2 separate regions of the Homo sapiens genome follow, and region 1 is linked to region 2. Evidence: read pairs that join two places in POLR2A ChIA-PET (ENCODE). Cell type or tissue: PC-9. All regions are shown on one strand. Each heading gives the region's core, and the rest is flanking DNA. Links, peaks and the distances in the headings are about the cores only. Region 1 overlaps LINC01622 (long intergenic non-protein coding RNA 1622). Region 2 has its middle 100 kb from the start of FOXQ1.

Evidence for each region. Peaks named below come from ENCODE experiments on the same cell type or tissue, not always from the same donor. Only the 100,000 strongest peaks of a DNase experiment are listed, where the experiment ranks them.
Region 1: POLR2A ChIA-PET joins it to region 2 with 7 read pairs; 2 of 35 experiments call an interaction of 5 or more read pairs at or near these places.

The regions. Positions count from the first base shown.
Region 1 is chr6:982,225-987,613 of GRCh38, reverse strand. The region is part of intron 2 of LINC01622 (long intergenic non-protein coding RNA 1622); the gene reads left to right. Among named protein-coding and RNA genes, the nearest start is that of LINC01622, 120 kb to the left of the region's middle. In PC-9, for the core only: no CTCF peak of the experiment used is centred there; no DNase peak of the experiment used is centred there.
Region 2 is chr6:1,205,872-1,211,260 of GRCh38, reverse strand. No RefSeq gene overlaps it. Among named protein-coding and RNA genes, the nearest start is that of FOXQ1, 100 kb to the left of the region's middle. In PC-9, for the core only: no CTCF peak of the experiment used is centred there; a DNase peak (open chromatin) is centred at 2,200; H3K27ac peaks cover 914 bases.

The DNA.
Region 1 (5,389 bases), core at 135-5,134, 220 kb after region 2:
TTCTGAAACTATTCCAAGCAATAGAAAAAGAGGGACTCATCCCTAACTCATTTTATGAGGCCAGCATCAACCTGATACCAAAACCTGGCAGAAACACAGCAAAAAAAGAAAATTTCAGGCCAATATCCCTGATGAACATCAGTGTGAAAATCCTCAATAAAATACTGGCAAACTGAATCCAGCAGCACATCAAAAAGCTTATCCACTACGATCAAGTTGGCTTCATCCCTGAGATGCAAGGCTGGTTCAACATTTACAAATCACTAAATGTAATCTATCACATAAACAGAACCAATGACCAAAAGCACATGATTATCTCAATAGATGTAGAAAAGGCCTTCGATAAAATTCAACACCTCCTCGTGCTAAAAACTCGCTATAAACTAGATACTGATGGAACATATCTCAAGATAATAAGAGCTATTTATGACAAACCCACAGCCATTATCATACTGAATGGGCAAAAGCTGGAAGCATTCCTTTTGAAAACTGGCACAAGACAAGGATGCCCTCTCTTACCACTCCTATTTAACATAGAAGTTGAAGTTCTGGCCAGGACAATCAGGCAAGAGAAAGAAATAAAGGGTATTCAGATAGGAAGAGAGGAAGTCAAATTGTCTCTGTTTGCAGATGACATGATTGTATATTTAGAAAACCCCATCATCTCAGCCCAAAAACTCCTTAAGCTGATAAGCAACTTCAGCAAAGGTTCAGGATACAAAATCAAGGTGCAAAAATTACAAGCATTTCTATACACCAATAATAGACAAACAGAGAGCCAAATCATGAGTGAACTCCCATTCAAAATTGCTACAAAGAGAATAAAGTACCTAGGAATACAACTTACAAGGGACATGAAGGATCTCTTCAAGGAGAACTACAAACCACTGCTCAAGGAAATAAGAGAGGATGCAAACAAATGGAAAAAAATTTCATGCTCATGGATAGGAAGAATCAATATCGTGAAAATGGCCATACTACTCAAAGTAATTTATAGATTCAATGCTATTCCCATCAAGCTACTACTGACTTTCTTCACAGAACTACAAAAAACTACTTTAAATTTCATATGGAACCAAAAGAGAGCCCATATAGCCAAGAGAATCCTAAGCAAAAAGAACAAAGCTGGAGGCATCACCCTACCTGACTTCAAACTATACTACAAGGCTACAGTAACCAAAACCACATGGTACTGGTGCCAAAACAGATATGTAGACCAATGGAACAGAACAGAGGCCTCAGAAATAACACCACACATTTATAAACCATCTGATCTTCAACAAACCTGACAAAAACCAGCAATGGGGAAAGAATTCCCTATTTAACAAATGATGCTGGGAAAACTGGCTAGCCATATGCAGAAAACAGAAACTGGACCCTTTCCTTATACCTTATAGAAAAATTAACTCAAGATGGATTAAAGACTTTAATGTAAAACCTAAAACCATAAAAAACCCTAGAAGAAAACCTAGGCAATACCATTCAGGACACAGGCATGGGCAAAGACTTCATGACTAAAACGCCAAAAACATTTGCAACGAAAGCCAAAATTGACAAATGGGATCTAATTAAACTAAAGAGCTCCTGCACAGCAAGAGAAACTATCATCAGAGTGAACAGGAAATCTACAGAATGGGAGAAAATTTTTGCAATCTATCCATTTGACAAAGGTCTAATATCCAGAATTTACAAGGAACTTAAACAAATTTACAAGAAAAAACAACCCCTCAAAAAGTGGGTGAGGATATGAACAGAGACTTCTCAAAAGAAGACATTTATGAGGCCAAAAAACACATGAATAAAAGCCCCTCGTCACCGGTCATCAGAGGAATGAAAATTAAAACCACAATGAGATACCATCTCATGCCAGTTAGAATGGCAATCATTAAAAAGTCAGGAAACAACAGATACTGGAGATGATGTGGAGAAATAGGAACACTTTTACACTGTTGGTGGGAGTGTAAATTAGTTCAACCATTGTGGAAGACAGTGTGGCAATTCTTCAAAGACCTAGAACCAGAAATACCATTTAACCCAGCAATCCCATTAATGGGTATATACCCAAAGGACTATAAATCATTCTACTATAAAGACACATGCACACGTATGTTTATTGCAGCACTATTTACAATTGCAAAGACTTGGAATCAACTCAAATGCCCATCAGTGATAGATTGGATAAAGAAAATATGGCACATACACACCATGGAATACTATGCAGCCATAAAAAAGATTGAGTTTATGTCCTTTGCAGGGACATGGATGATGCTGGAAACCATCATTCTCAGCAAACTAACACAGGAACAGAAAACCAAACACCACATGTTCTCACTCATAAGTGGGAGTTGAACAATGAGAACACATGGACACAGGGAGGGGAACATAACACACGGGGGCCTGTAGGGGGTTGAGGGCAAGGGGAGGAGAGCATTAGGACAAACATCTAATGCCATGTGGGGTTTAAAACCTAGATGATGGGTTGATGGGTGCAACAAACCACCATGGCACATGTATACCTGTGTAACAAACCTGCACATTCTGCACATGTACCCCAGAACCCAAAGTAAAAAACAAAAAAATAAAAAAGGAAACTTTTAACTCACTTCTGTCTGCAGGTCACATTCAATGCTTCTGGCAACATCCTGGGGCAAGCGGACATGTGATGCTGAGGTGTATTTTGGCAGTGATTAACTTTGGACAGCAATGAGCATGGCTTGAGTTTATTCAACACCCCAAAAGTAAAACAATTAAAACCCCAAGAAACACTGAAATGACAGCCGTGAAATAATAATTACTCAAAATGCTCAGAAACGTTACTGCCGCAATATATTTGAAGCACTGAATTGCTGTACTTCACATCCCGGTAGAAGAAGAGCTGCACCCAATCTGAGCTTAAGATTGCATCTCTGTAAGGAACAGTACCCTAAATATAGAATGCAAAATGCTTTAAGTCTATTAGTGCCACCTGAAACACTTTTGTACATAAGTTGAATAGATCACTGTCATTATAATCTGGCCTAAAACCCTCTTTTTAAACAAAATGAAGCTATTCAATAAAGCATACCCAATTAGGTTTTACTTGCCAGCCCCACCCTGCTCCTAAGCTGTGTCTTCATAAGCTTGTGCCACATGCAAAAGTTAGCCTAAAGCTTTGGGGCAGAGTCACTGAATCATGAATCTTCACTGTTAGAACATGTTTTGTATGTTTAGAAAACACCAAAATATTGAATTAAGTAAAGTTACTAGGGTGACTGTAGCTTGGTTAGCGCCAGATAAACTGTCATAGACAGAGGGATACCAAGATACGGAAGAGGACATCAAAAGCTCCTGCTCAAACTGCTAGTCGTGATGTGTGCAGACACCTGTGCACACAGGCAAAACCCATGTGGGAGAGGTGGTAACATGCCCAGCTGTGGGCTTTCCAATAAGTCGCAGGATTCTGTCCCCTCATCTGTGGGTGGGACTACAGTGTCACTGGTCTGTGGCATCTAGCTTTTCAGTTTTCATGTATTATATCTTCTTTTTACAGATTACTTTTTAAATTTTCCCTTCAGTTTTTGTATTATTTGTATTCTCTTTTTACAATTTATTTTTTTTTGCCAGAAATCTCATTCTCTTTCCACGTAATCTAGAACTAACTCTTAAAGGAAAGAGATATCTGAAGAAGTCCTGCAAACTTCTACAAAATGAGAAGGCAGAGAGCTCGCCTTTATGCACACTGATCCCACACCAGGCACTCGCCTGTGTCATTTTATTCTATCCTCAAAATCATCCTTTTTCCCACTTGGATATTTCTCTCATTTTTCCAGATGAGAATATCAAGACATGACAAATGCTGCCCAAAGTCATCTTTTCAGTAAGATTAATAATGAACACTGTTTGCAGCCAAGCCCACCATTCCCCCCACCCCCCAATAGCCCAGCTTCTCTCCAAAGTTAAACTAAACATGGTTCTTTTTTTTTTTTTTTTTGAGATGGAGTCTTGCTCTGTCACCCAGGCTGGAGTGCAGTGGCGCGATCTCGGCTCACTGCAAGCTCCACCTCCCGGGTTCAGGCCATTCTCCTGCCTCAGCCTCCCGAGTACCTGGGACTACAGGCGCCCGCCACCACGCCCGGCTAATTTTTTTTTTTTTTTTTTTTTAGTAGAGACGGGGTTTCACCGTGTTAGCCAGGATCGTCTCCATCTCCTGATCTCGTGATCCGCCCACCTCAGCCTCCCAAAGTGCTGGGATTACAGGCGTGAGCCACCGTGCCCAGCCATAAACATGGTTCTTAATGATGACAACGGATAGAGCATCCACAGCCTAACCACAGGAAGTTCTTTCTTGTAGCTAACTAAATTCCCCAGAAAGTTATTCCTTTTTTTTTTTTTTTCTTTTTTGAGAAGGTGGCCCAGGCTGGAGTGCAGTGGCCTGATCTCAGCTCACTGCAACTTCTGCCTCCTGGGTTCCAGGGATTCTCTTGCCTCAGCCTCCCGAGCAGCTGGGATTATAGGCACACACCACAACGCTCAGCTAATTTTTTTGTATTTTCAGTAGAGACAGGGTTTTACCATGTTGTCCAGGCTGGTCTCAAACTCCTCATCTCAAGTGATCCAACTGCCTCAGCCTCCCAAGTTATTCCCTTTTTATCATATTCTGTCTTCAAAGAGATTGAGGCTGGCAGGTTATCATCTCTGGCACTAAATATTTTACTTACTTATCTTTCATTTTGTGGCCTCCACATAAAGTTCCCAGTTCCTGTCATCTTTGTTAGAATGACTACTTCTTGGCCTTAAATCTTCTTCGTTTTTCTCCACTGCACCTCTTTTAAGCCAGTGCCTCTTTGTAAAGAGCAGAGCAGCCCAGTGACATGCAGGGGCCATACTTTGACCAGATGGGTTTGGGTTTCACCCTGAAATTTGCCATTTCCAGGCAGTATGAAATTGAGCAAGCGACTTTCTCTCTCCTAGCCTCAGTCTCCTCACTTCTAAAATAAAAATATGAATGCCTAACCTCATGGGGTGGTTGTAAGGATTAAAAATAATACTTGGATAGTCCCTGGCACACAGTATTTGTGCTACAAAATTAAAAATGTCTGGCATAACTGTTTGTACTAAAAGTAACCTGGGCCAGGCGTGGTGGCTCACCCCTGTAATCCCAGCACTTTGGGAGGCGGAGGTGGGCGGATCACCTGGGGTCAGGAGTTTGAGACCAGCCTGGCCAACATGGCGAAATCCCATCTCTACTAAAAGTACAAAAATTAGCTGGGCATGGTGGCAGGTGCCTGTAATCCCAGCTACTCAGGGGGCTGAGGCAGGAGAATCGCTTGAACCTGGGAGGCAGAGTTTGCAGTGAGCTGAGACTGTGCCACTGCACTCCAGCCTGGGCGAGACTCAGTCTCAAAAACAA
Region 2 (5,389 bases), core at 201-5,200:
ATTCAGAATTTTAGCACAGTTTTTACTCATAAAAGATATTTATTTATAGGGTTATCTTAGGTACTACACTAATTTTTTTATCAAGTTTTGTTATTAAGAACACATTAATTTTAGAGAATGAGTTGGGGAAATTCTCATACACAAATACGTATTACGTTAAAATTAACCGTAAAGAAATATTAGTAGGACTTAGCTTTGAAGCCAGCTGACTCTGGGATCTTTTTCAATGGTAGGTCTTTAATCATTCTTTAAATGTCTCCTATGGTAGTAATATATTAAAATTTTTTCTTCATTCATGGGGAGATGTTGGCATTTTGTATTTGCTAGAAAATTACAATTTTTTTGTAGATTTCAACTTCATTGCCTCAGAGTTACACATGCTACTGACTTATTATTCTTATAATCCCTTCCATATTCGTATTTTTTCTTCCCTGTATGCTCCCCCTGTTTATGCTCCCCCTGTTTATGCTCCCCCTGTTTATGCTCCCCCTGTATGCTCCCCCTGTTTATGCTCCCCCTGTATGCTCCCCCTGTTTATGCTCCCACTGTTTATGCTCCCCCTGTTTATGCTCCCCCTGTATGCTCCCCCTGTTTATGCTCCCCCTGTATGCTCCCCCTGTATGCTCCCCCTGTTTATGCTCCCCCTGTTTATGCTCCCCCTGTTTATGTTCCATCACACCCATGGAGACCTATTTTAATTCTTTCCAAATAATCACCTTTAAAATTTATATTTTCTACTACTTTTTTCTTATTTTTATTAATTTCAGCAAATGTCTTTATTGATTCTCTCTACTTTTAAAAAATTTTGGCTTTATTTTCATAGCCTTTTTTCTAATTTCTTAAGATCAAGTAGTTAGTACTGCTTTAGCTATATCTCTACATATAAATATATCTAGAGAGCAATTATTGGATTGCTTTCTACATGTATTTAATTTTAAGTTCAAGTTCTAATTTTATTAACATGATTATGTAGAAAGATATATTTTGGTTCCTAAGTAATTAAACTATTTTTGCTGTTCTTTTTATTGTATTTTTCTAATTTTATTGCATTATGATGAGATACTATCTTGTCCTTTTAAAATTGATGTCTAATTCTCTGAGGAGTGTGTTAAATTCTTCTATAATTTTTTTTTGGGGGGAAACACATGTTTGTGACTGTTATATAGTCTTAATCTTGCTTAATGTTTTAAAAAGCCCTTTAAATACCTTTAAACTACTTCTTTCTTGAAATTAATGTTGTGATTCCTGCTTTCATCTTGTTGCCTTTGTCTGAAATCTCTGCCCGCCCCCTGCTACCTCTCTGCTCATGTGTTCTGTCCATGTTTAAAGGCTAGCCTTGTGCATCAACATTATAACAAGGTAACATACAGATATGCATCATAAATTCTTCCCAGAACAAGGAGGAGAGTGAATGTGAAAGGAAGAAAGAGAGGAAGAATGAACAAACCAATCAGCCAATAATGGAGGGAAAGGTAGAGATTTAAGCATGAGGCCAGGCAAAGCATATAATAGGCAAGATAACTGAATATGCTCTGAAGTAAGCATCTTTTATTTATTTGTCCTGGTTCTCACTTCAAACCAGGCCTTTGTTCTTCTATAAAATAGTTATTAATTTCCAATATATGTTCATACACACATATACACAATACATCTGTCATCCGTATGTATTGTATATAATTTATACATATTTTGAGAGAGGTAGAATAAGTGCTATCTCAATTTAGCAGTCAGTCCCTATAAAGGATCTCATGAAGAGGAAGACCAATTCAAGATGGGTTCCAGTTTGTGGTTTGAACTTGTACAGTTCAGTTGGACCAAACTGAACATCCAATAAGGTGTGCTGGGAAATGTTTAACAACCAGCTCTGGGGCATGGGTGGAGGTGAAACACCCTGAGTTGTGGTGTTCGTGGATTTCTATGGTGTAAATGCTGGTCAACTTCAAGCTATCTATGTGATGTCACTGGACATGGAGTTGGGGACACAGCATTAAATCCAGTGGAAATTTAGATGTTTTATTCCCCAGGATAAGTTTCAGGGGGAGTCCCTGACTCCTGTTTCCACCAGCAGCCAGACCTTACTAGACTAGTGGGCATTACTAGATGTGGGCATGAAAATAACATGAACTACCTGATGGACAAGCTTCCCAGACACATTCCTGTGGTTCTCCAGTTGTTTTGAGCAATTTAGTCACCACTTTAAGTTTCTAATTACAGAGTTTTGTTTTTATTTTTAAAAACAATGTGGTCTCGATGGAGGTAATCTCTTTAGTGTACATTCTCTGCATTACTCACAATCTTTTCTTAACAAATACGGAGTAGTTATAGTCTGCCTATCCTGACACTTCAGAGAATTTAATTTTAATGCTGGAAAGAGTTGCAAAGGTGATTTCTTATTGCATATACTTAAGGAGAGTGCTAAGGAAACGAAGTAGGTTGCGTGAGGACCCAAGGCTGGTTATTATCAGAGTTGAGACCTAGAACATATGTATTTGAATCTCAGTTTGTTCTCTTTCATTCTATTCACCCAATTTTAATATGATTTAATTTATATGGCTGTAGGGGCAATTAGGCTACTAATTTATGCTAGGAAAAACACCTATCACCTCAATAGGAAAATATCGGCCTAGAAAAATTAACTTTAAATGTCTTTTCATAAAGTTTGAGTTACATAATGAAGAAAGCAGGATTGGATTGAGATTATTCTGATAAAAAAAAAAAAGATGGACATTCATTAAACATCTCATCTGCCAGGCATCACTCCAAGTGTTCTGTGTATCTTCTTTCTTTGAATCCTCACTTCTGTCTTAATGGCCTTATTTCATCCAATGAGGGGACCAGGCACAATTACATAATTTGCCCAAGGTTGGTGTATTAGTTTGTTTTCACATTGCTGTAAAGAACATCCCTGAAACTGGGTAATTTATAAAGGAAAGAGGTTTGATTGACTCATAGTGCTGCATGTTTGGGGAGGCCTCAGGAAACTTACAGTCATGGTGGAAGGGGAAGTAGGCACCTTCTTCACAAGGTGACAGGAGAGAGAAAAACGAAGGAGGAGATTCTGAACACTTATGAAGCCATTAGATCTCATGAGAACTCACTCACTATTATGAGAACGGCATGGGTGGGGGGGAGCTGCCCCCATGATCCAATCACCTCCCTCCCTTAACACATGGGTATTACAGGTCCCTCCCTCCACATGTGGGAATTCCAATTCGAGATGAGATTTGTGTGGGGACACAGATACAAACCATTCAGTTTTTCACACAGCCAGGAAGTGGCTGAGCTGTCGTTTGACCCCACATGTCCTCTTAAACCACCACACTGTCCAATGTTAAAAGGTTTCATTGAAGGTGTCAGCGTTGGTACTTAGAGCTTCAGTAACATATTAGGATAAAGGAAAAAATCCCTGGACATAGGATGCTTCGGGGCAGGAGTCACATTCTCTACACAAGTGACTTTTGAACAGGCCACAGAAGGCAGTGCCTGCCCCAGAACAACCCAGCCCCATGTTTCCATCAAACAGTTACTGAAACTCCAGAGTTACATAGAGGTCGGAGGATGAGAGAGACGTACAATCTTGTGTGAGATTTGCTTTATTCGCTGCCACCCTGTTTTTTAAAAATGGTGCTTAATTTTTTTTTTGAGATGGAGTCTCGCTCTGTCACCCAGGCTGGAGTGCAGTGGTGTGATCTCGGCTCACGGCAACCTCTGCCTCCCGGGTTCAAGTGATTCTCCTGCCTCAGCCTCCCAAGTAGCTGGGACTACAGGCATGTGCCACCACACTGGGCTAATTTTTTTTGTATTTTTTTAGTAGAGACGGGATTTCACCATGTTAGCCAGGATGATCTCGATCTCCTGACCTTGTGATCCGTCCACCTCAGTCTCCACAAGTGCTGGGATTACAGGGGTGAGCCACAGCGCCCGGCCAGTACTTAATGTAAAAGACAGTCTTAATCAACAACAAGTTGAGTGAAAGATTAGGTTGTCGATCTTGTGGCTGACAGTGTTTCTCCTATTCTTGCATCAAATAGAATCTGAGAAATGAAGCACTGGTTTTCTCAAGCCAGTTTCTTCTCAGACACAGGAAGTTCAGCAACCATTTGATAATAGAAGCAAAGATGCCTTCGGATGGGATGGCAAATAAATCACAAAAGTCTTGGACTCACAAGTGTGTTTCTGGCTTGTGTATTTGTTCTAATTAATTTTCACGAATAAGAGTAAAAGAGCACATATAATATATTTAACATACAGAATAAAGGATGATAATAAAACAAATGCCTGCAGGAATTCTAATAGAGAAAAGGTAAGAAAGAAGGTTTCATGATAATAAGAACAAGCAAAAGCTTTGGGACTGATATAAAAAGGTGATTAAAATGGAAAGTAGGAAGAAATAAACAAACCAGCAAACAAATAACTCCTATTAGGTGATACCACTACTCTCTAGGGCAAAGGTATTTCCAGACATTTCCAGGTGGCTCCAAGGGAATGTGACACTCATGTCAGAATTATAGGGCGGGTGGGTTGGTAAAGGTGATTGGCAGTCAGTCACAGGAACAGGGACGAGGCCGTGGGGTGGTACTTCTAAGAGCCAAGGGAGGAAGAAAGCGCCTTAGTTTCCAGGGGAAATGAAATTCCCTTAGAACTGTACTTGGCCCTGCAGCTGGCCAACCGCAGGGTCTTGGATGTCTCTGGAGGCTCAGGCAGGGAAGAAGGTGCCATTTGTATGTCAGTAGCTGTCTGAGGAACTGAACATGCATACCTCTCTGGCCTGTGTACTTCAGTGTGGTACTGTGATTGATCAAATAGTAGGAGATTTAGCAAATAAAGAAGCCCAGCTAAACTTGAATTTCTGATGAAATAGAGATGTTTTTATTTTTAGTATAAGTTCCATGTGATATTTAGAACATACTTATACTAAAAAGTATTTATTGTTGATCTGAAATTCATATATAACTGAAGGTTCTGTGTTTTATCTGGCAACTCAACTGTGTACAGCAAAAAACACTGACATTTGGATGAGGCCAGAAATATTCTGGGCAAGTTAAGCTCTCAGAGGCTCGTTTTTCTGTAGAGTGATCCGAAGGTGATCTAAGTGGTAAGGCTGTGGTGGAGACTGAATGACAGGTCAAAGCATGATTGTGGGGCTGGTGCATAGCTGACGCTTAGTAGGGCCACCTCCAGCGGATGGGCACATCAGGGTGCAAATGAGATGAGAGGCCTGGAAAGATTCCGGCTCTGCTCACTGGTGCGCGTCCACACGGGCAGCCTGGACCGGGCTCACTGCTGCTGTTTGCTCCTCCAGAGACTGGAACAGATGCAGAGTGCTGTCTTCCTTCTCTTCCCTTTGTCTCTTGACCTCTTTCCTTCCTCCCTTCTTCCTTCCACAAGT